2 separate regions of the Homo sapiens genome follow, and region 1 is linked to region 2. The links are chromatin loops, found by intact Hi-C in ENCODE. Cell type or tissue: B cell. All regions are shown on one strand. Links, peaks and the distances in the headings refer to the core of each region. The heading gives the core; the rest is flanking DNA.

Evidence for each region. Hi-C counts contacts between places; a loop is a spot of excess contacts. Peaks named below come from ENCODE experiments on the same cell type or tissue, not always from the same donor. Only the 100,000 strongest peaks of a DNase experiment are listed, where the experiment ranks them.
Region 1: it touches region 2 in a loop (6-fold over the local background); 13 of 110 quality-filtered maps call a loop at or near these places.

The regions. Positions count from the first base shown.
Region 1 is chr7:100,393,018-100,401,537 of GRCh38, reverse strand. It overlaps PILRA (paired immunoglobin like type 2 receptor alpha), which reads right to left. Exons shown (of 7, transcript NM_013439.3): 4 at 3,626-3,659; 5 at 2,198-2,247; 6 at 1,926-1,957; 7 at 1,442-1,753. The coding sequence ends at 1,631. ZCWPW1 (zinc finger CW-type and PWWP domain containing 1) reads left to right here. Exons shown (of 18, transcript NM_001386010.1): 18 at 202-666. The coding sequence ends at 524. Among named protein-coding and RNA genes, the nearest start is that of PILRA, 24 kb to the right of the region's middle. RefSeq lists enhancers at 3,267-3,766, 4,634-4,683. In B cell, for the core only: no CTCF peak of the experiment used is centred there; DNase peaks (open chromatin) are centred at 4,727 and 7,981; H3K4me3 peaks cover 1,281 bases; H3K27ac peaks cover 1,595 bases.
Region 2 is chr7:100,336,060-100,352,676 of GRCh38, reverse strand. STAG3L5P-PVRIG2P-PILRB (STAG3L5P-PVRIG2P-PILRB readthrough) reads right to left here and starts at 16,612. Exons shown (of 17, transcript NR_036570.1): 1 at 16,340-16,612; 2 at 14,413-14,498; 3 at 13,788-13,904; 4 at 6,709-6,812; 5 at 2,790-2,946; 6 at 1,267-1,425; 7 at 199-415; 8 at 1-113. It also overlaps the pseudogene PMS2P1, the pseudogene STAG3L5P and the pseudogene PVRIG2P. RefSeq lists an enhancer at 7,340-7,989 and a silencer at 16,244-16,313. In B cell, for the core only: CTCF peaks have their summits at 7,184 (motif pointing right), 7,767 and 7,984 (motif pointing right); DNase peaks (open chromatin) are centred at 7,128, 7,666, 8,376 and 10,436; H3K27ac peaks cover 6,538 bases.

The DNA of each region.
Region 1 (8,520 bases), core at 521-8,520, 52 kb before region 2:
TTAAAAAGTGCTCAAGGCTGGTGACTAGCATAGGGCAGACGGCTTGACTCTCTTTCTGATCCCAAAGTCCATATTCTTTGTATTGAGAAAGGTCATCTTTTCCAGAGATTTCTTGGAAATAGAGATTTAGGAGTTTGACTTATAAAAGGTAAGGACAGGCTGACCTAATAGGACTCTTGGCTTTGTCACCTTCTCATTTAGGCCCTAAGAAAAAATTTAAAGCTCCCCAGAGCAAGGCCTTGGCAGCCAGCTTTTCAGAGGGAAAAGAAGTTAGAACAGTGCCAAAGAACCTGGGCCTATCAGCGTGTAAGGGGGCCTGCCCCTCATCTGCGAAAGAAGAGCCCAGACACCGGGAACCCCTGACCCAGGAGGCTGGAAGTGTCCCCCTTGAGGACGAAGCCTCCAGTGACCTGGACCTGGAGCAACTCATGGAAGATGTTGGGAGAGAGCTGGGGCAGAGCGGGGAGCTGCAGCACAGCAACAGTGATGGCGAGGACTTCCCCGTGGCGCTGTTTGGGAAGTAGCTGGTGCTCCTCTGCTCCCTCTTTTTCTCCCTTCTCTGGGGCGCAGGAGGGAGAAGTTGCTAAGTGCTGGGTCTGTTCATTGGCTATGAGGTTCAAATGTGTGTGGTGCAGTTTCTGTGTTAATAAAGCAGGTTACAGTCGACTGGGTTGGCTGGTCTCTAACTGCCCCCTGTTGGCTGCTCTCCCTCCTCCGTGTCACTGTGGCGCGTCACTGCTTCTAGCGGGAGCCTGCACAGTGCAGGCATCTGGGGAAGGCAGTGAGACCTGAGTCCTAGAGGACTTCAAGAAGGGCAGATCTGGGTTCAAATCCGGGCTCGGCTCCTCACTAGCTACCTCCATGGCCTGGGGAAAAGCATGTTCACCATCCTGGTTCTGCTCTTCATCTTACAGCGAGTGCGTTCTCTACCTTATAGGGTTGTGAATGATGTCAAATGTGATGCTCTCATTGTCACCATAGGGAAGACTGTGATCGGATTTGAGGACAGGCTTTGGGTTTGGGCTGGCTACCAAGGTTTGGGGGCTTATGTTCCCTGGCCCAAGGAAGTCACTAAAAAAAGTACTAGAGGAAGGGTCTTGGGTGTGAGTTCTCTGTTAGAATTCATTTTCAGTGGGAGAGACAGGAGTTGAAGGTGATGTCAGTTTTCTCCTTACATTCAGGTAAGTTTTGGGGGTACTTTTAGTTTTATGGGCCAGGGTTGGGAAGGTGAAGAGGGAGTTGGAGTAGATGGCTCTCTTTCTGTCAGTTCTCTGGCTGGCCTCTGAGTCATCTGTGTGGCCTTGGTTATTGCTGGAAGCTGTGGCCCTTTCTATTGGAAGCGTAGCGTACTCGTAAGAAGGTCATTGTGCAGTCTTATTTTTACTTGTTTCTCTCTGTACTTGAATGGATGCAGATTTTAAAAATAGTTTTGAAGACAATCTTTTTAAATTTGTTACTTTATTGTTAATATATATTTTTAACTAGAGATGGCATCTCGCTCCATTATCAAAGCTGGCCCTGAACTCCTGGGCTCACTTGATTCTGCCTCAGGCTTCAGAGTAGCTGGGATTACAGGTGTGCGCCACTGTACCTGGCCTCACCATTCAGTCTTGAGAGGGCTGTCCATTGGTTAGGCCTTTAAGACAGAGTACAGGGTCTCGTTCTGGGGGCTCTTGAGGGGACGGTGGCTGGGAGGTGCTCTGGGTGAGGTGGAGCTGGAGAGGGCAAGGGAAGCATAGACGATGCCGTCATCCTGGGCGAGAACCCAGAGAGAAAGGGTTAGACAGTGGAGACGGAGCTGTTCCCATCTTAGCGGCAAGCCTACAGTTTGACTCTCCTGCCCACACCACACTCCCCTTCTCCCTTCCACCCCACCTTCTCCAGGCTTCTCTTTAATTCCTTCAGGCCCTGGTCTGATTGCTTACCTTGGGATTTAGCTTGGGATCTGTATTTTGTCCTAAGAATAAAAAGCAAGGTGTGCCAAGGTCAGGTGGCGTGACAGCCAGGGGAGAGAGATGGGCAGGGGGCTCTAGGAGTGAGGTTATCTGCTAGGTCAGGGCCAGGGTCACGTGAGGGCAAGGGGCAAGGAATGGAAAGAAGAAAATACTGACAGGGGCACGGACCCAGGTAGGGGGTATTTGGGGAAACAGGAAGTGCCAGGGGTAGAAACTGGGGAAGGATGGTGGTAAGGACTCACCTTCATTCCTGATATTCTCATATGGCTCCTCTGTGTTTTGGAAGGGTTCCCTGTATGGGAACAAGAGGACAGGAAATATGTTAGAGGTTGGGCATTTTAAGACATGGGCTGGGTGGTGGCACCTGTAATCCCAGCACTTTGGGAGACTGAGGCAGGTGGCCATTGCTTGATCCCAGGAGTACAAGACCAGCCTGGACAACATAGCGAGACCCCATCTCTACAATAAATACAAAAACTAGCCAGACGTAGTGGTGTGTGCCTGTGGTCACAGCTACTCAGGAGGCTGAGGTGGGAGGATCACTTGAGCCCAGGAGTTCAAGGCTGTGAGCTATGATTGCGCCACTGCACTCCAGCCTGGGTGACAGAGCGATACCCTCTCTCAAAAATTAAAAAAAAAAAAAATTGAAGAAAGAGTTATGACACGTGTTAGGGGTTGGTTCTCTTTGGGGAGTGCTCTGCAACCTGTCCACCCTGCTCAGGATGGGTGTGATGGTTTTAGACTCGGAGGCTGCTTGGAAGAGGAATTAGGGGCAATCTGTGTGGCTTAGCAGAGGTCCCTCGGTGCTCAGTGAGTTGGGTTCTTCTAGAGAAGTTGCTCGTATGAGAGAGGAACACGGAGAATAAAAATAGGAAAAAGGTCAATCCTTGCTTTCTCTCTGCTGGCGCTGCCTTGGCTAAAACTGGGAGAAGCAAAACAATTGCGTGAATTTCAGGTCTTCTGATCAGGGAGGGGTTCAGGCTGGGTGAATGGATAGAGAAGGGTTGGGGACAGGAGAAGGGCAGCTGGCAAAAGCCAGTGCAGGAGAAAGGGTAGGGGTGAGGCTTTCTTCCAGCAGGAGACCTACGGCTATGGAAAGGAGGGGCCAGAGGAAAGGAAAGAGAGGTGGGAGGGTGGAGAGGAAGAGCCCAGAAAAAGGAAAAGTGAGGCCCTAGCCTGGAGAGGGGAGCCAGGCAGAGGCTGGTGAGTCCCTCCTGAGCAAACACAGGCGGGGAGAGGAGCTGGAGGCAGAGGAAGCCTGGAGTTCCCTGCACATTCAGCAGGGGAACAGGACAGATTGAACAGAGTAGGCAATATGGAAAAGCTGGAAGATCCAGGCTGAGAGGAAGCAGGTAAAGAGCAGGAAAAGCTTAATAACACCAGGAAAGGCAGGCAGAGGGCACAGATGGGCACTCCAGAAAAGAGATTCTTGAATGTTTGTGCTGGAACCTGGAGTCCACTAGTCTAGTATTTAGGGGACAGAAAGCCCAAGGTCAAGAGCCTGGCCCCTAGAGGACAAAGGAGAACAAGGATGGGTAAGTTGGGGATGCAACAATGGCCGTGGCAGGCTGGGTTTGTGGGGTTCTTAGCAGCACACTCCCTGTTTCCCAAATCAGCCCACTGCCTGCACATGCACCCCCCAACCCACCCTGGGGAGGCCCAGCACTCACCTGGCTGGGGTTGTGGCTTTAGTCCGCTGCTGACCTGTAGGGGGACCAACAGTGAGTCAGGGTGGCATCCGGGTGATGGCAGTCTCCATCCCACCTTCTCTGCTGCGCCCTAGGCTGAGGCCCTCCTTAGAGGGACCGGAGCAGCAGAGCTGCTCCACCCAAACCCATCAGGAAGGGCCTGGGACTCAGCCGGCACCCTGAGGTCTCCACCTGTCCTCCCTGTTGTCTTCCATGTCACCTCCTGAGACCCCTTCACCCTGACCCCCTCCCTTGGTTTCTTTCTCTCTTGAGCTCTCTGCTCAGCCCCAACCTGGCTCCCTCCACCGCTGAGCCCTCGCCCAGTCACTTCTCCCCTCCCCTCCCCTTCCCTTGACATTGGCACCCCGCCCCCATTCCCTCCAGGTCCTCAGGGAGACCGTGCCTGTGCTTTCCTTCTGGGTGGCGGCTATGTCTGCCCTCCAGCCTTGGGAGCGTCGTGCTTGGGACTCATGTTTGTGGCTGTTCAAATTCTGTTGCCACCACTAGGCTTCCCCTCCCCTCTGGCTGGTCCCACCCTGAATCCTCTGCTGCCTCTCCCATTGTGTCCTGCCCCTCCCATCCCCGTGGCATCCTTGCAGTGTTTCCCAAGCAGTGGGCTCCTGGTCCACAGACATCCCCTCCACCATCTAGCCTCCTCCCAGGAGGGCTCCATGTCCACAGAGACACCCTCTGAACCCAGGCCTTGAGGTACCCCTCAACTCCAGGGACCTCCCCTTCCACTTCTACAGGACTTTTTTTTTTTTTTTTAATGTTTAGACTGAGAACTCTGAAATATTAATTGCTAGTATCATTTCCATGCTGCAGCTTTCTTTCCAGCACTCTTCTGTCCCTCTGTTTTTTCCCTCTCTTTAGGTTATGTTTTATTTTACTTACGGTAAAAAAAAAACAAAAAAACAAACAAAACACTAGAATTCACTTTTAACCACGTGTACAGTTCATTAGTGTTAAGTATATTCACACTGTTGTGAAACATCTCCAGGACCTTTTCATCTTGCAAAACTGAAACAGTTTTAAAGAACCCCTACTCCCTCCTCCCTGCGGTTTCTGACAGCCACCATTCTACTTTCTGTTCCTATTAATTTAATATCTCTAGGCACCACCGAAAAGTGGAATCATACAATATTTGTCATTTTGTGACTGCCTTATTTCACCTAGCTTGATGTCTTCCAGTTTCGTTTATACTGTAGTATGTGTCAGAATTTCTTTTTTTCTTTATTTTTTGAGACAGAGTTTCGCTCTTGTCACCCAGGCTGGAGTGCAGTGGTGTGATCTAGGCTCACTGTAACCTCTGCCTCTCTGGTTCAAGCGATTCTCCTGCCTCAAGCTCCCAAGTAGCTGAGATTACAGACGCCCATCACCAGGCCTGGGTAATTTTGTATTTTTAGTAGAGACAGGGTTTCACCACGTTGGTCATGCTGGTCTCGAACTCCTGACCTCAGGTGATCCACCCACCTTGGCCTCCCAAAGTGCTGGGATTACAGGTGTGAGCCACTGCACCTGGCCCAGAATTTCTTTTAAACACTGAATAATATTCCATTATATGTATAAACCACATTTTGTTCATCCATTCATTCATTGATGGACATCTGGGTTGCTTCCACCTCTTGGCCATTGAAAATAGTGTTGCTATCAACATGGGTGTATCAATATCTCTTCAAGACCTTTCTTTTCAGTTCTGTTTGGTATGTACCCAAAAGTGGGATTGCTGGATCGTATGGTAGCTTTATTTATTTATTTATTTATTTATTTTGAGATGAAGTCTCGCTCTGTCATCCAGGCTGGAGTGCAGTGGCACAATCTCAGCTCACTGCAACCTCTGCCTCCCGGGTTCAAGTGATTCTCCTGCCTCAGCCTCCTGAGTAGCTGGGATTACAGGTGCCCGCCACCACACCCAGCTAATTTTGTATTTTTAGTGGAAATGGTGTTTCACCATGTTGGCCAAGCTGGTCTCGAACTCCTGGCCTCAGGTGATCTGCCACCTCAGCCTCCCAAAGTGCTGGAATTTGAGGTGTGAGCCACCACTCCTGGCCTTTATTTTTAAATTTTTGAGGAAAGGCCATGCTTTTTTTCTGTATCATTTGCACTATTTTATAGCCCCCATCAACAGTGCGCAAGGGCCCCAATTTCTTCACATTCTTCCCAACACTTGTCATTTACACACTTTTTAAATAGTAGCTGTCCTTCTGGGTATAAGGAGATAGCTCTCTGTAGTTCTGATTTGCATTTCTCTGATGATTAGTTGGCCATTTTCATCTGCTTGTTGGTGATTTGTATACTGTCTTAGTCTATTTTGTGCTGCTAATGTATATAAGAATATCTGAGCCTGTATAATTTATAAAAAAACAAATTTGTTTCTTCTGTTGGACAAGAGGTTGCTGAAAAGTAAAACAAAGCAAAGCAAAGCAAAAATTATTTCTCACAGTTCTGGAGGCTGGGAAATCCAAGATCAAGGTGCCAGCATCTTGCTTTTTGCTGTGTCTTTCAGAGGGGAGGATTACTGTGTCCTCACATGGCAGAAGATTAGAAGACAGTGAACCCACTCCTGAAATCCCTTTTTATAATGGCATTAATCCGTTTGGCAGAGCCGTCATGACCTAAGCACCTCCCAAAACACACTACCTCCCAGTTGTCACACTGGGGACTAAGTTTCCAATACATGATTTGAGGAGACACATTTCAGACCATAGCATATATCATCTCTGGAGAAATGTCTGTTAAAATCCACTGCCCACTTTTAAATTGGGTTGATTTTTTTGTTGTTGAATTATAGGAATTTTTATATATTTCAGATTTTCACTCCTTATCAGATATATAATTTACAAATATTTTCCCCATTCTATAGGTTGCCTTTTGATTCTATTGATTGTGTCCTGTAATGAAAAAACATGTTTAAGTTTAATGTTGTCCTATTTGTCTATTTTTTCTTTTGTGGCTTGTGCTTTTGGTATCACAGGCAAGAAATTATTGCCAAACCCAGTGTCATGAGGCTTTTTCCCTATGGTTTGGGGTCTTACATTTAGGTCTTTAATCCATTTGGAGTTAAATTTTGTATATGGTATAAGATAAGGATCCAACTACATTCTTTGGTTTGGATATTCAGTTTTCCCAATGCCATTTGTTGAAGAGATTGTCCTTTGCCCATTAAGTGCTCATGGCACCCTTGTCAAGTCTTTTGACCATATGCGCAAGGGTTTATTTCTAGACTCTGTATTCTATTCCGTTGGTATATTAATCTATTTTTTTTCAATTCAGCTCCTTTTTTTTTTTTTTTTTTTTTTTTGAGATAGAATCTCACTCTGTCACCCAGGCTGGAGTGCAGTAGCACAATCTCGGCTCACTGCAACCTCCGCCTCCCAGGTTTGAGTGATTCTTGTGCCTGGCCCATGGTGTATAATTCTTTTGCCGTGCTGTTGAATTTGGTTTGCTGGTATTTTGTTGATGTTTACATCAATATTTATCAGAGTTATTGGTCTGTAGTTTGTTTTGTTTCTGTTTTTGTTTTTCTTGTAGTGTCTTTGTTTGGCTTTGGTATCATGGTAATGCTGACCTCACAGAATAAGCTTGGAAGCATTCCAGCTGTCTTTTGTCATTATGCCACTGTACCTGCTCTTAGACTTCATTGAACTCTTATCCCGTGATAATCTACTTTTCTACAGATTATTCAGACTCCCTGCTGACCCCTCTGCTCTTCATTCCTGCCTTCTCACTAGCTCCTTGACCTGTGATCTCCTGTCTTTCTGCCACACTTAGCTGGCAAGTCTCTAATCCTGGGGGTGTCTTATGGCAGAAATGGTATTTGATTACCCAATATCTATTCAATTATTCTTAGTTACAGAAAATTGATTGTATTTGGAGTGGGAGGGTTCCCCCTACAGATAGCTGTGGGATATGTGACCAAATTCTAGCCAATAAGATATAAACTGGGTCGGAGGGGCGGGGATCGGCTGTGTGGAGAGGGCCGGGGCTCTCACACGTGAAGAAGTTGTTGTTAGGTCTTTCAGAAAGACTCTTTAAAAGGGAACAGAGAGTTGAGGCATAGTATTTTTTTTTTCCTTTCTTCCTTCCTCCTATTTTTTGCCAGGAACCCAGAAATAGTGGCTGGAATCCTTGCAGCCGTCTTGGGCTATGAGGCAACCTTTGGGACAGAAGCCAGCATCAGGGCTGGTGAATCAGAAAGGTAGGAACCTGAGTGTCTAAGAACAGTGATGTGCTGTCTGCTTCCAGATCTGTTTACAAGAGGAAAAAAATAACCCAACTCTGTCTTGTTTAAGCTACTTTTACTTCTGGTCCCTGGTGGTAGCAACTGACAACAATTCCTGACCAACACAAATCACTAAGGTCTCAAAATCTGAATGGTTGACTACTGCTGGGGAAAAATGCAGCCATGCACAACACTGCTATCATAGATTTACAGTTTCGTATCTGAGCTGAATCCTCAAACTCCACTTCCCATTTCCTCAGTGACTATGTCAAACTTTCTCTTCAATTCCCTGACCCTCTTATTCATTCTCAGGAGAAAAGTGCTGTGGTTTTTGTTCTGCAGAATTAAAAAAAAAATCATAAGTGGTTGATTTTAATTTTTTTTTTTTTGTTTGAGACAGAGTCTCGCTCTATCACCCAGGCTGGAGTGCAGTGGTGTGATCTCAGCTCACTGCAGCCTTCACTTCCTAGGTTCAAGCGATTCTCATGCCTCAGCCCCCCAAGTAGCTGGGATTACAGGGGCGCATCACCATGCACAGCTAATTTTTATATTTCTAGTAGAGACGGGGTTTCACCATGTTGACCAGGCTGGTCTTGAACTCCTGACCTCAAGTGATTTGCCCACCTCGGCCTCCCAAAGTGGTAGGATTACAGGC
Region 2 (16,617 bases), core at 4,131-12,130:
CCTGCTCACAGTCACCAGGGAGATGGAGCCAGACTCCAGGAACCCACAACGGATGGTGAAGGACGAGAGCTCGGTGGCCTCCATCCGAACTTGTACTCACACCTCCGGGGTCCCTGTGGAACAGCAGCAAGGTGGGTGGGCTGTCGTCCTACATCACCCTCCCTGCAGCCCCTGCCCCTCTCTGGTGCCGGCACTCACCTGCAGTGACACGCAGGGTCAGCAGCACCCAGGGCAGGGCCAGGGTCCGGCGCCCCATGGCCCCCTCCAGTCCGGGTTCTGGGGGCTGCAGGGCCGGCACCTGTGCCTCTGTTCTCATCGCAGGAAGTCTTCATGTTGTCAGCAGCCAAACAGCCACTTCCTTCTCTCCTCTCACACCTTCCCCAGAGGTGGTGAGCACAAAGTGGCTGATTCCCTTCTTAAAGTGACAGTGAGGGCCTGCTCAGTCCCCAAGGCTGTGCTTCCAGGTAACAAGGCAGGGCGGCACAGGTGGGTGAGAACTCAACCCTGGCTAGGCCTGGGGAGGCCAGGGGAGGGGCAGAGAAGCTGTCAGGGGCTAGAAGGACTCCCCTTCCCTGGACAGCAGGGGGTGCCGGGCTTCCCTAGGAAAGGGCTCTGTCCTGCCCCTCACCCAGCTAAGGAATCTGGGAGGAGAAAGCCCCTGGGAGTGGGAAGCCAGCAGGGAGGACCTGAGAGCCACCCCAGCATGCATGACCCACCACCAATCTGACGTGGGTCCCACGCTTAAACCTGCAACCCAGGCCTCCCCCACAACCCCCAGCCTGGCTCGCCCACTGCCCACTCATACCTCCTGATCTACCCTGAATGCACCCCATACTGGGCTCTGCCCCAGGCGCTGTCTCCCTTGTCATAGGTGATGGCAACGGCTTCTGGCTGCTCAGGCCCAAAGCACAACCACCAGCGCCTCTTCCCTTTCACCTCCAATGCACCAGGAAATCCTGTTGGCTTCCCACCCTGACCAAAGGACCACTTCTTCTCAACATCCCCCTGCAACCCCCAGCCCCTGCTACCTTCTGACTCCAGACCTAATCTAATATTCTCCTACCTGGAAGAGCAGGAACAATGGAGAATTGGCCTGGCTAGTTTCAGTTCTCACCGCAGTGGCCAGAGTGACCCTTTCGAACCCAAGTCAGGCAGGCCACTGCCCTTCTTGACTCTCACAGCCCATGACACCCAGAGCCAATGCCTCAAGGGCCATCCATGTCCTGCCATCCCCACTTCCCCTGCCCTCCTACCTCAAGTGCATACCTCTGAGTTGAATTAAAAGCAGCAAGATTTGGAGGTGACCGGGAGGAAACAGGCTGGCCCTTGCCGTGAGGTGTGCACAGACAGGGAATGAGAGGCCAGCACTTTAGGATGAGTCCAGGAGTTCAAGACCAGCCTGGGCAACATGGTGAGACCCTATCGCTACAAAAAAAAAAAAAAAAGAAAGAAAGAAAGAAAAAGAGAGAGAGAGGGAGGGAGGGAGAGAGAGAGAGACAGAGAAAAAGAGAGAGAAAGAAAGAAGAAGAAAGAAAGAAAGAAAAAGAAAGAGAAAGAAAGAAAGAAAGAAAGAAAGAAAGAAAGAAAGAAAGCAAGCAAGCAAGCAAGCAAGCAAGCAAGCAAGCAAGCAAGCAAGCAAGAAAGAAAGAATTAGCCAGGAGTGGTGGTGGGCACCTGTAGTTTCAACTATTTGGGAGGCTGAGGTTGAAGGATCGCTTAAGCCCAGGAGGCAGAAGTTGCAGTGAACTGTGATTACACCACTGCACTCCAGTCTGGGTGACAGAGTGAGACCCTGTCTTGATAAATAAATGTTGCTCTGAATTGCTTCACTGCTTATGTCACTTTGAGGATGCCAACCTACCAGAATGCTGCTAGGCAGCAACAAGTGACCCTTTCCAGGGATCAGTTTGCTTTGTGTGCTGTGAGCCAGAATCCAGGGTCCAGTGAGAGCCCAGGGTGCTGTCTTAAGGTTGATCTCGTCCACGGTGTGGTAAGGACTGAAGAGACAGCCCTGTCCCAAGTCACCTCTCTGGGTCCTGGTTTGCCCCTGTGTCAAAGACTCATCATGTCTGCTTAATCCTGTGGTGCTGGCTGGATGTGGTGGCTCATGACTATAATCCCAGTACTTCCGGAGGCTGAGGTGGGTGGATCACTTGAGCCCAGGAGTTTGAGACCAGCCTGGGCAACATAGTGAGACCCTGCCTTTACAAAAAATAAACATTAGCCGGGTGTGGTGGCTTTCGCCTGTAGTCCCAGTTACTCGGGAGGTTGAGGCGGAAGGATCACTTGAGCCTGGGAGGTGGAGGCTGCAGTGACCCAAGATCACGCCACTACACTCCAGCATGGGTAAAAGTGAGACCCTATCTCAAAAAAAAATTTAAAAATTAAAAATTAAAAAAAAATACAAAATAAAAATCCTGTGGTGTTTGACACAAACCAACTTGGTCTCTGGGGCAAACTCTGTCCCCTCATCCACACCCTGCAGCCCATAGTAGCCTTCATGGTGCCTATGCCCGCAGCCAGTCACCCATGGCTCCCAACATTCTCTTCACCCTTTGCCCTTCGCCCAGGCCACCTGTACTAATCTCCACACCTGCCTCAGACCTGCTTTTACTGCTGTCTCCACTACCATCCCCCAGCAGGGTGTGAGACTGGTGCAAAGGGGACCTACCTCAGGTGGCCTGGCCAGCGTAGCTACAAAGCACCTAGAGCACCTGAGGCTGCTGCACATCTACCTCCCTAGTCCGGAAGACCCTTGCCTCCCACTGAAAGAAACCAAAATATTTAACCTCAGAATAGGTTTCTTTGCCATATTTTGGGACGGTTCTGTAGGCAGCTGTGGGCCTGCAACATGGTCTTCAGTCAGGGAAATCCGCCTCTGCAGAGGAGACAGTGGAGTAGACAGCGGATGCACACAGCCTTTCTCTGCAGTCCCCGTGTCTGGATCTAGGAAAGACAAACTGAGAGGCGGACCCCTTTAAGGGTCTGAAGGACTTGCCTACCACAGGCTCCGCAGAGTACCAGCTGTGAGATGTCACCTGCAGAACAAGACCTTTGCTAGCCAAGTCTCTCCTCTCCCCTTCCCCTAATCTGTCTTGCTGCGCTCCAGGCCTCCCGTTATTTCTGTAATTTCAAGATGGGTATAAAAGTGTCAACCATCTGGCCATTTATTTTTTTATATATTTTGTATGACTTGTGCACATGTGTGCACGTAGTAACATTTTTAAGTCGGTTTTTTTTCCTGTTAATGTTTTATGTTTGTTTCATAGACTCAGATTATCAAACCTTCAGGGAAAAAATTTAAACTTCCCTACACCACCTGCTGAAATCCCACTTTGTAAGAAGGAGATCAAATCCCACCACCTTCAGGAAGCTGCCCCAAAGTACTGCGCCCTTACTTCTTGGATAATCATCCAAGTGGCCTCCCAGCTGGGTTCTCGACAGTCCTGGGGGCATTTTCACAGGTGGATGCTGAGCCCTGGAGGAAGTGTGTCTTTTATTCACCCCAATATGGGGAGCCCAGAATTTATTGAGGGATTTAAAAGCCATGGTGCAAAGTTGACTACCCACCATTTTCATTTTTTTTTTCAATTTTTTAAGTCACATTATCCCCTAAATTCTCATTGTGTAAGATTCAAACAACATAGAACACAAAGTTCTCCTTTGGCCAGCTCCTTCTGTTCCCCTCCCTGTTTGAATTCTCATGAGGCTTGATCTTTAACATTATCATTTCTGTTTGTGTATTCCTTAGGAAGGCTAAGATTATGAAAATATTTTTATGGCTTTGTTTTTATGCATAACTCTATAAAGAGTTTCTTCCTAGTCCATGAAGAACTTTACTTTGGAGGTGGTGTTAAAAAGGCTGTGTAGGCCGGGCATGGTGGCTCATGCCTGTAATCCCAACACTTTGGGAGGCCGAGGCAGGCAGATCATGAGGTTAGGAGATCGAGACTGTCCTGGCTAACACGATGAAACCCTGTCTCTACTAAAAATACGAAAAAAATTAGCTGGGTGTGGTGGCGGGCGCCTGTAGTCCCAGCTACTCAGGAGGCTGAGGCAGGAGAATGGCGTGAACCCGGGAGGCGGAGCTTGCGGTGAGCAGAGATCGCGCCACTGCACTCCAGCCTGGGTGACAGAGCGAGACTCTGTCTCAAAAAAAGAAAAAAAAAAAGGCTGTGTAGCTGGGTGCAGTGGCTCATGCCTGTAATCCCAGCACTTTGGGAGGCCGAGGCAGGTGGATCACTTGAGGTCAGGAGTTCGAGACCAACCTGACCAACATGGAGAAATCCCATCTCTACTAAATATACAAAATTAGCTGGGTGTGGTGGCGCATGCCTGTAATGCCACCTACTTGGGAGGCTGAGGCAGGAGAACCGCTTAAACCCAGGGGCGGAGGTTGTGGTGAGCCGAGATCCCACCATTGCACTCCAGCCTGGGCACAAGAGCAAAACTCCGTCTCAAAAAAAGAGCCGTGTAACGTCTCAGGTGGAGGGCCAGGATTCCCCAGACCATTTGCTGCTGGGCTCCTTCCCTACTGTTTCAAAATGCCACCTTGATCATAAATTCTTACACATAGGTCTATATGTGGATTCTCTTTCACAGTCTATCCACTGGGTTGCTTATTCTAGTTTCAATATCACAAGGTCCTAACTGGAATGCTTTCATGTTCTGATATATGTGAGGGCCCTTACTCTCACAACTTCTTGAGTATTCCTTAACATTCTCCAAAATTGTGAACAGCAGAGCCACAAATAATTCCTAAGCTTGGCAATCTAAGTCCTGCATCCCACTTTCAGCCAGGAGGTACAGGCAAGATGGGACAGGTTTCACAATGGCCACCTCCTGCCTGACATTCCTTGGTGAAATCCCTGCAGCCCCAGCCCAAGTCCTGCTGAAGTAAAAGAGCCCAGTGGTCAGTCTGTAGAATCAGGCCCTCATGGGTTTGAAATAGGGCCACAATTTCATAGCTCTGCAAGCTTAACAGAGCAATTTCCCAAAGCAGCAGGATCCCAACAGGGACTGCTCCACAGAGTAAATGAGAGGATCAAGTCAGTGAGTGCAGGGGCAGCACTCTACTCAGCCCTGGCTCGTGCCCCAGTACAGGCTGTGACCGTCCTGTGATATAAAACATTCCTCGAGTTTGGTTTCTTCTCACCAGGAATCAGGATTAGCTTTCTTTGTGGCTTGTGTGAAAGATGCGATGACACAAGTTCATCTCTATTACACCTTCCCAGGCAGATCAACTGTATGTCAATGTCCCCTCTTCAGGGGCGGCTGTCTTCCGTCCTAGCACTGCTTCCACTGGAAGAGTCTGAGCTCCTCATCCTAGCCTTGGTTCTGGGCAGCAAACAGCCCAGCCCTGAGCAGCCTCTGTTCTTCTGTAGGCCCATGGGGCCCACTGCAGACAGGAACCCAGGCAGCTGATTCAGATGGCCTCAATTCCTGGGGCCAAAACACAGGGTCCTGGAGGGCCTAGTCTCACCACAGAGAAAGGGAAATGACTATAAAAATCCAAAATATTTTTGACAGAGGACTAGAGGCCTCCTCCCTCCCCTAAATGCTTTGGCACTTGACACAACCTTAGGGAAAAGGAAGGAAGCCAAGAAGACTCAGGAGTTAAATTTTCTCAGCAGCTGGGCAGAAAAAGAGCTTGAAATCATAGAGGAAAAATAAAGTTGTTTCTGCTCTTCTGAGTTTGTAGCATAAGACTTGTCACTGCTGCATTTATTTTTACATGCATGTTTTAAATGTTGTGAAAAGGGCTGCTTTTGTTCCTCTGTAACTTTAATTATAGCTTATCCTTTATCACAGTAATACAGCTAATGCAAGATAGCGTCTTCAGTGGATACTATGTGCTAAACCCATTCTCAGTGATGCACGTACATCAGCTCCATACTTAGCAATTGCTTTATGTGGGAAATAACTTGCCCGGGGTGGAAGGGCTACTTACACAATGAAGCCAAAATTTAAACCCTGACAAAAATTTTCGCTTCAGAACCCATAATATTCAGCATTATGCGGAGCTGCCTTCTCCCACACCTTGGTTAAAAAATTAAATTGAATTACAAGACTGTGTCAGCAAACGGCAGTCCTTTGCCCTGGCAGTGCAGAAGCCAGGAGTTGAACCCGTGTCTCTCACCAGGTTAAGCTGCCTCGCTAAGTTTGGATGTGACCTCAGAAACAGAGGCTATTCCAGCAATACAAGATGCTTTATTTTTCGGCTTCTACCTATGCCACCCAATCCCTTCACTGGGCCTAACTTAGTGAATCAAATTAAGTATATTTCCCTCCAAGTTTCCCCAGGATTCTGGGCTCCTTTGCACACTACAGGTTTTCTCTAAACGCCCCGGGTTTATCTATCCTTTGGTGAATTTTCAACTCTTCTCCTTATTTCTCTGCCCTGTCCTGACCAAAAATCTTCAGTGCCTGTTTCTCTCTGCCATCCAAATCCCACACACATCTAGGGGTGAATCGGTGAATCTGCACTGATGAGTGACTCGTCTTGTGAATCCTTTCTAGGATCTCAGTATTTCATCCTATCCCGAGGGAAGGCTCTAAAGAGCTCAAGGAAGACCTCACGATGTCTATGTGTGAGAAGAAACCTTTCACCCCTTCACTATCACACCCCATCATCCAAGCACACACTCCTCTTTCATCCCATAAACCCCAGTCAGTGTCACCTGGAGTAATAAGGATGGGGCGACTTACCTAGTAACTGAAGACTCTCAGTAATCTGAAAAAAAAAAATCCCTTCACATTTTAACTCAGGAGATAACACCAACAAGTCACTTCCGGCAGACCTCATGGCCACACTGCAAGTTAAAAAAGGTAAAGCCTTATTGAAAATCATTGAAAATAATCTTAAAACAATTATTCAATATTAACAGACAATGCCCAGCAGTGCCATGTGGGAGGCAAGCCACCCAGCTGCCAAGGCAAGAGACCGAGGGCACAAGCTGTTCCAGTATAATAAAGAAAATACATAGAATAAGAATAGTGATACTAGAAATAGATTATAGATATGATTATATATTAATATTACTAATCATTAGTTTATAGCATTACTCTTTATTCCAATATTATAATAATCTTTGTTCTACAATTATAACCTAGGAAAAACCAGGCCATACAGAGATAGGAGCTGAAGGGACATGGTGAGAAGTGACCAGAAGGCAGGAGTGTGAACCCTCTGTCACGCCCGGACAGGGCCACTAGAGGGCTCCCTGGTCTAGTGGTAATGCCAGTGCCTGGGAAGGCACCCGTTACTTAGCAGACCTTGGTCTAGCAGTGGTGCCAGTGCCTGGGAAGATAACTGTTACTTAGCAGACCGGGAAAGGGAGACTCCCTTTCCCTGGGGGAGTTAGAGAAGACGCTGCTCCACCACCTCTTGTGGAAGGCCTGACATCAGTCAGGCCCGCCCACAGCCATCCGGAGGCCTAACCGTCTCCCTGTGATGCTGTGCTTCAGCAGTCACCCTCCTGTTTCACTTTCATGTTCCGCTCTGTACACCTGGCTCCACCTTCTAGATGGCAGTAGCAGAATTAGTGAAAGTATTAAAGTCTTTGATCTTTCTGAGAAGAGCATAGAAGAAATAATGACGTACACTGTCCTCTCTCTCTCCGCCTCAGCTACCTAAAAGGGAAAGGCCCCCTGTCTGGTGGACACGTGACTCATGTGACCTTATCTATCAATGGAGATGACTCACACTCCTTACCCTGCCCCCTTTGCCTTGTATACAATAAATAGCAGCGCTGTCAGGCATTCAGGGCCACTACTGGTCTCCGCGTCTAGGTGGTAGTGGTCCCCCTGGCCCAGCTGTCTTTTCTTCTATCTCTTTGTCTTGTGTCTTCATTTCTACCATCTCTCATCTCCGCACACGAGGAGAAAAACCCACAGACCCAGTAGGGCTGGACCCTACAGTGCCAGCCCCTGAAAAGCACTGCTCTGCATCACTTACCAGGCTGGGCAAAGGCCTCCATGCCTGCTACCTAAGCTGGCCTCAGCTTGTCCAGCCTGGCCTGGGCCTGGCCAGTGGGAGGTGCTGCTGAGAAGCCAGAGCCCTGGGCTGTCCTGGACGGCCAGCAGGGGGCTTGCTGGCATGAACCCTTCACAGCTGAGCCTGTCAGGGTGAGGGCGTGCACAAAAAAGTATCCACAGATGTTGTGCAGTAGAAATAAAGAAACATTCTAACCTTTTAAGACAAAAAGACAGTATCGCTTCTTGGCCTTTTGGCCAAGATCAAGTGTAGATAAAAACATGATAAGTCATGATTCCCCTGGAAAATGATCAGTATCCTGAGGGAAGAGAGGCAAACCCCCAGCCCATCACCACACACTGCAGCTCACACACTTCAGGTTTTGTGCTCCCAGACAATGCCTGTCCTCATGAGAGCACTGTTGTCTGCGCCGGGAAATCATCCTCTGACCTGTTCACAAGTCTTCTAGATGAAGATTTTCAGCAGGTTTGGATCTATTTAAAAAGTGGTAACTGCAAAGAGGCACCTAATCCACTTGGATTTGCCTGTTTTTGAGAGGTACTCCTGGCAGTTATGAAGGTCATTAAAATTAAGTATCAGAATAAATTGAACTTTTTTTTTTTTTTTTTGAAACAGAGTCTCGTCCAGTTGCCAGGCTGGAGTGCAGTGGTGCAATCTCGGTTCACTGCAACCTCCGTCTCCCGGGTTCAAGCGATTCTCCTGTCTGAGCCTCCTGAGTAGCTGGGACTACAGGCGCATGCCACCAATTTTGTTGTATTTTTAGTAGAGACAGGGTTTCACCATGTTGGCCAGGATGGTCTCAATCTCTTGACCTCCTGATCTGCCCACCCTGGCCTCCCAAAGTGCTGGGATTACAGGCCTGAGCCACCGCACCCAGCACTAAACTGAACTTTCAACTGAACTTCAGAAAATGTTGAACCATGATTTAAAAAAATGTTTCTCACTTTGTTCTCACTAAACCCTTTTTTGAAAGTAAAGGGTGGCCGGGCGCGGTGGCTCACGCCTATAATCTCAGCACTTTGGGAGGCCGAGGCGGGCGGATCATGAGGTCAGGAAATCGAGACCATCCTGACTAACACAGTGAAACCTCGTCTCTACTAAAAATACAAAAGGTAGCTGGGCATGGTGGCGGGCGCCCGTAGTCCCAGCTACTCGGGAGGCTAAGGCAGGAGAATGGCGTGAACCCAGGAGGTGGAGCTTGCAGTGAGCTGAGATCGTGCCACTGCAATTCCAGCCTGGGTGACAGACCGAGACTCCGTCTCAAAAAAAAAAAAAAAAAAAAAAAAAAAAAAGAGCAAAAAGGTATTTTGCAGTGCTAACCAATGAAATATTTTAAAACACTTATTTCAACTCATGTGTTACATTTTTAATGTGTATAATATAGAAGAATTAGTATATGTTTATATAACTTACAATTTTTAAAAAAACCTTGATATAAATGTCCTAACATTGGGAGTCTTATGACTCTAAGGCCCAGTTCCAGTTGCTTTGGCTACGTAACAAACCCCTCCAGACTGAGTGCTGTCAACCACCATCTTATTATGCTCATGGACTCCACAGTCAGGAATTTGCAAAGTGCACAGAAAAGATGGGCTGTCTCTGCTCCCTGATGTCTGGACCTCAGCTGGGAAAACTGAAAAACAGGGGAGGTTGGAATCATCTGACTCCCGTCTTGACTGAGTCTGGCAGCCAACATGGATGTTGGCTGGGACCTCGGTGAGGACTGCTGGCAAGAACACCTACACACGGCCTTTTCCTTTGACTGCTGGCCTTGCTCACAGAATGGTGACCGGGTTCCCAGTGTGAACCCAGGTACAGGAAGAGACAGGAAACGGAAACTGCCAGTTTCCTTAAAATCTGGGCCCACTAACTAGCATGGCATCATTTCCACCATCTTCTATTAGTCAAGCATCACGAAGCCCATATTCAAGAGGAGACAACCTAGACCCAGCCTCTCAATAAACAGTGTCAAAGGCTTTAGAGAGCATGGTGTCAAGCTCCCAGATTCTAAGGCTGTGACTCAACCCAGTGCACTGGGCTGCCTGGCTGTACACAGGTGTCCATATTGATGCAAAGCCCCCAAGCTGCTCTTATCCTCTTGTGAAGCACCCTTAGCTTGGTTGGTATTTAAATAACTCAGGAATCGTTCCCCTCCTGGATTCTTAAAGACCTCCGCATCTTCTCCTCAGTTCTCCCACTCTGTTCCCTCATCCCACAAAACAGGCTCCTTTCCCCAGAACTATTCTACCTGAATACAGGCTAAAGATCGCCGAATGAGTTAGCCTTCCCCCACACCCCAGCTCGGACTCCCCCAGGGCTACCTTTCCAAAAGGAGACTCACAACTCAATTTCTTCTAGCTTTCATCTGGGAGGGGCAGGTGGGGGAGGGGAGGGAGAATGGAAGGGGCGAGGCGGTCTTGGCTGAGTGACCTGATCGCAGGAAGTCACGGCTCCTTCTGCACAGATCACTAGCTGGATGGCTGTGTCTGGCCTAGGAGACCACAGTGAGAACCTGTCACTAAAGCAGGTGCCCATGATGGGAAGAACTAGAAATTATATCTAAAGAGAAAGGCTGAAGCATTCCTTAAACCACAAAAGAAAACAGTGAAAGTACAAAATGACAACATCTGTCTTCAAATACTGCTTGTCAGAGGGACAAGAGAGAAGAGAGGTGCTGTGCTGCTCCACAAGGCAAAACAAGAGCAAACAAGTCTGTCTGAGTTTCAAGAGGCTGGCCCTGAGGCTGCACTGTGGCAGTCTAGGTGAGAGACGATGGTGACAATGTGTGGAGGACATAGGCCAGAGAATTTTCTTCACCAAGTCTTGACAGAATTTGGTGAAGAACTAGCTGGAGAAGGCAAGAGTGAAGGTGACATTGTCACTTGGATTTTAGGGTTGGACATTTAGAGTAACTCCTTAGTTTCCTTTTAACTCTCAGATACTGTGATTTGATCAAATTCCAAATTATGACAGGTATCTTTCGGATGAGAGGATAAAATTTCCTTTGGAAAGAACCCATGGATGAAGGCTGCCAGGACACAGGGTCTGGCCTGGCTCACGTGGGTGAGACAGGTAGTTTCACAAGGTCCTGCTCCACTCTGCCACCTGTCAGCACAACTTTTACTACTGCAGAGGCTGAGGCCACTAGATAAACTACTCACAGGCAGTCAAACTCTCCCCATCTCTACTGCCTCACCCCGCCTCTCAGTTACTAAGCAATACTTCCTGGAGAGCCTGTAGACAAAGCACCTGCGGGGTGTGGGGACACCTATACACTGGGCCATGGGACAAGGCGGACCAAGAACCTGACCTCCATCAGTTTAACGATCTCAAGCCACACCTTGGGAACGTGTGGATTCAAACATGTTTATTGAGTGAATCATTAGGACACAAAATAGGCTGAAAAAGATGTTCCAAAAATCCAGGAGACTATGGGCTACTTCCATTAAACACAGAGGTGCTGCCCTTCTCCACTCCAAACAGAACAGGAAAAAGGCAAGGGGACTGGGCCACAGTGCATTAGGGAGGACAGGGTCTCTCGGCTTCTCTACCCCAACATCACCAGAGGGAAAGGTTAGGTTAGAAAAACAATGCCCCACTCTTTCCCCTCAGAGCCCAGGGCTGAAGCCTGGGGGAATGCTTCATTTTGCTCCTTTTCTCTTTGCCTTTTCCAAATGGTCACATTCTTGAGGTAGGGAGTGGAGCTGGGGAGGGGCCCAGAGTCCTGTCAGAAATCCTATAATGAGAAAGATGAAAGGAATACACAGGTGCACCACCACGCCCAGCTACCTTTTCGTATTTTTAGTAGAGATGGGGTTTCGCCATGTTGGCCAGGCTGGTCTCGAACTCCTGACCTCAAGTGATCTGCCCGTCTTGGCCTCCCAAAGTGCTGGAGTTACAGGTGTGAGCCACTGCACCCGGCCTCCATACCTCTTTTAAAAACCAATTTTGAAAGTTCATTCAGGCTGGGCATGGTGGCCAAAAATTAGCCAAGCATGGTGGCGGGTGCCTGTAGTCCCAGCTACTTGGCAGGCTGAGGCAGGAGAATCGCCTGAACCCGGGAGGCGGAGGTGCAGTGAGCCAAGATCGCGTCACTGCACTCCAGCCTGGTGACAGAGCAAGACTCCGTTTCAAATAAAAAACTAACACACTGTACAACTGCATGTAAGGTGGAAAAGACAACTGGAATTAAAATGTGCTCAGGTCCTTGTAGAAGATAAGAAATCCAGAGGAAAGTAAGCAAAGGGGGAAAAAGAAACAGAAAAGATAAAACGAATGTACCAACTCAATACTAGGCCATAAGGCTAAGTCTCCATAAATGTCTTTTTTTTTTTTTTTTTTTGAGACAGAGTATCACTCTGTTACCCAGGCTGGAGTGCCATGGCACAATCTCAGCTCACTGCAACCTCCACCTCCTGGGTTCAAGCAATTCTCATGCCTCAGCCTCCCAAGTGGCTGGGATTACAGACAAATGCCACCACATGCAGCTAATTTTTGTATTTTTAGTAGAGATGGGGTTTCGCCATGTTGGCCAGGCTGGTCTCGAACTCCTGGCCTCAAGTGATCTGCCTGCCTCAGCCTCCCCAAGTGCTGGGATCACAGCTGTGAGCCACTGCGCCCAGCCCCTACATAAATTTCAAACACCACATTCCCTGACTACAACACAATAAAGTTAGAAATCAAATAACGAAAATATAACTAGCAAAATTCTGTATGTTTGAAAATTTTAAATATTTTCCCAGAAACTATAAAATTACACATTAATGTGGATAAATCTCAAACAATGTTAACTGAAATAATTAAATCACAGAAGCCTGAATAATGGATTCATTTACATAATTAAAGAACACATTCATAGTGGTAACACTATAATGAAATGACAAAGATTAACACAAAATTCACCCTAGTGTTTACCTATGGGTAATAAGGGGACTGTGAGGTAGGGTAGAAAGAAGGTACACAAAGGATCTCTACAGCACTATTAATGTTTCATTTCTTGAGCTGGGGCTAGAGATCTGGGTGATATCTCATTTTTATTTTTTAAACTACATATACGCTTTGTACACTTTCAGATATTAGAACTTCAATAAAATTATAAAAAAAGAAACAGAGAGAGGGAAAAATAATTAAGTATAATTGTCAAGATGGAGCTAAAAAATAACATGGGTGAACAAGGTGCCACCCACATCTAAGCTTCCTTCCCATGTCATGCAATGCCTCTCCCCATCTGCTCCATCAATCAACAAAGGCATAATCACTCCTGTGATACCTTTAAGAAAAGAACACGCTTTAAGAAAAGAAACGCTCTCTCGAAGCCGGGTGCGGTGGCTCACACCTGTAATCCCAGCACTTTGGGAGGCCGAGGCAGGCGGATCACCTGAGGTCAGGAGTTGGAGACCAGCCTGGCCGACATGGCGAAACCCCATCTCTACTAAAAATACAGAAATTAGCTAGGCATGGTGGCACATGCCTGTAAGCCCAGCTACTTGGGAGGCTGAGGCATAAGAATCGCTTGAACCCAGGAGGCAGAGGCTGCAGTGAGCTGAGACTGTGCCACTGCACTCCAGCCTGGGCAACAGAAAGAGACTCTGTCTCAAAAAAAAAAAAAAAAGAACATGCTCTCTTATTCAAGGTTACCCTTCTATCACTCCAAGGATTCACCCCATAATCTTATCTTTCTTGATATGTTACACTCACTAAAATGTTCACATCAAATCAAGTTTGTAGACACTTGTCCTTACCACCTTACAAAAAGTGAGATGGTATCAACAGAGGTAAGACACTGCTTTACCTGCATGTCACTTTTGGCAGCTTTCGCAGCATTGAAAAGATCATTGGCTGGTGGCTCTGACTGTTTCCAGCTATGACGATGTACCACTTGGGACCCTTTCTTTGGATGTTTTGCCACCTGATACACATAAAAAGATCAGAAATATGAAAAAAAGGTAACAGTGACATTAACACTTGGTTTCATCATTATCACACAAGTAGGCTTACGCTGCCAATTCCACAGCAGAGTCTGAGTTAGACTCAGTCCTAAAATAATTGATTTTTATATTATGAAGTTTATTAACTTTTTTCCCTTTAAAAAAAAATTCCTTGAGTCCCCTTCCTGTATCTCTATAACCAAACATCCTTTTCTTTTCTTTTCTCTTCGAAATTTCTCTTCTTCCTATTTCCGTCCCTTAATACTTTGTAAATCTTGTCCTTTTTTGAACCATATCACCTGAACCTCTTAGGTTTTCTCTTTTTTTTGAGACTGAGTCTCGCTCTGTCGCCCAGGCTGGCGTGCAGTGGCGTGATCTCGGCTCACTGCCAGCTCTGCCCCCGGGGTTCGTGCCATTCTCCTGTCTCAGCCTCCCGAATAGCTGGGCTGCTTCCCTGACAAGATTCAAAAACAAAACTGGCTGACTCACCGGCATTGTTTTCAGTGGTCGTTTTGTTGCTTTCTTCTTCACACCGCGATTGAAGCTGTCCTCAAATCATTTTCTTGTCTTCTTGTCTATTTGTATGAATTACTGAGTTACATTCTCATTGCTACTTATTTAAGCAAAGTATTCTTAGTTTGTTAACAACAAAGAACTACAAATTGTGTTCATTTTCTGTCCTTTCCTGTTCTTAGACTAAATTACCTGAAATACATCAAAATATATGCTGTATGCTTACCTATATCAAAACTATGTTGTTTAGGTGCCGGGCACGGTGGCTCACACCTGTAATCCCAGCACTTTGGGAGTTCAAGGCGGGCGGATCGCCTGAGGTCAGGAGTTCAAGACCAGCCTGGTCAACATGGCAAAACCCCGTCTCTACTAAAAATACAAAAATTAGCCAGGTGCAGTGGACAGCGCCTGTAATCTCAGCTACTCATGAGGCTGAGGCCTGAGAATTCCTTGAACCCAGGAGGCCAAGGTGGCAGTGAGCCGAGATCATGCCACTGCACTCCAGCCTGGGTGACAGAGTGAAACTCCGTCTGAAAAAAACAAACAAACAAAAACAAACAAAAAACCAGACCATATTGTTTAGGGATACTTAGCTGACAAAATAATAGAGACAAGCAGGACATAATTACCATAAAAATCGGGCCCTGGGATGTTGGTGGGGAAGGTTTAAGTGGAAAGAATGGAGCGGTCACAATGTGTGTCAACCTGGGAGGTGGTGACCCTGGGGTTCGCTTTGTAATTCCTCAAAATGAGCATTTATGTGCTACTCACTTTTCAGAGGATAGAATTCTGAACTAAAATGTTTAAGCAGCCATACGCAAAAAAAAAGAAAAAATATGGATAGATTTTTATTTTAATTAAAACATTTAAAAAATAGAGACAAGGCAGCTGGGCGTGGTGGCTCACGCCTGTAATCCCAGCAATTTGGGAGGCCGAGGCAGGCGAATCACGAGGTCAGGAGATCGAGACCATCCTGGCTAACACGGTGAAACCATGTCTCTACTAAAAATACAAAAAAAAGTTAGCCAGGCATGGTGGCGGGCGCCTGTAGTCCCATCTACTGGGGAGGCTGAGGCAGGAGAATGGCGTGAACCCGGGAGGTGGAGCTTGCAGTGAGCCGAGATCAGGCCACTGCATTCCAGCCTGGGCGACAGAGCAAGACTCCAACTCAAAAAAAAAAAAAAACATAGAGACAAGGGTCTTGCTATGTTGCTCAGGGTGGTCTCAAACTCTCCGGGCTCAAGCAATCCTCCCGCTTCGGTCTCCCAAAGCGCTGAGATTCCAGGCGTGAACCACCGCGCTCGACCAGGAAAGATATATATATATATAATATATATTTTATAATATATCATGTTATATATTACACATAATATACAATATGTATAATACGCATAATAAAGGTATATTTAACATATATAAAAATATATATATATATAATAATTTTTTTTTTGAGACGGAGTTTCACTCTTGCTGCCCAGGCTCGAGTGCAATGGCTCGATCTCAGCTCACTGCAAGCTCCGCCTCCAGGGTTCAAACCATTCTCCTGCCTCAGCCTCCCGAGTAGCTGGGATTACAGGCGCCCGACACATGCCCGGCTAATTTTTGCATTTTTAGTAGAGACGAGGTTTCACCATGTTGGCCAGACTGGTCTCGAACTCTTGATCTCAGGTGATCCGCCCGCCTCGGCCTCCCAAAGTGCCGGGATTACAGGCGTGAGCCACGGCGCCCGGCCTGAATAAATCTTTTAAAACATAAAAATCTGGGTGACCCCCTGGCCGGCCGGCACAGATGCCGGGGTGGGGCCGCGAATCGGTTGGGACGCACTCTATCCGGCCTAGGGGCACCTGGGCCAGCAACGGGCCGCCGCGCGTGCGCAGTGGGCGGGGGGGCCCCGCGCTCCTACCTGCAAGTGGCCAGTGCCGAGTGCTGGGCCGCCGCTCCTGCCGTGCATGTTGGGGAGCCAGTACATGCAGGTGGGCTCCACACGGAGAGGGGCGCCGACCCCGTGATAGGGCTTTACCTGGTACATCGGGGTGGCGCGTGCCAGACACCAACGGTCGGAAACCGCCAGACACCAACGCTCGGAATCCACGCCAGGCCACGACGGAGGGCGACTACCTCCCTTCTGACCCTGCTGCTGGCGTTCGGAAAAAACGCAGTCCGGTGTGCTCTGATTGGTCC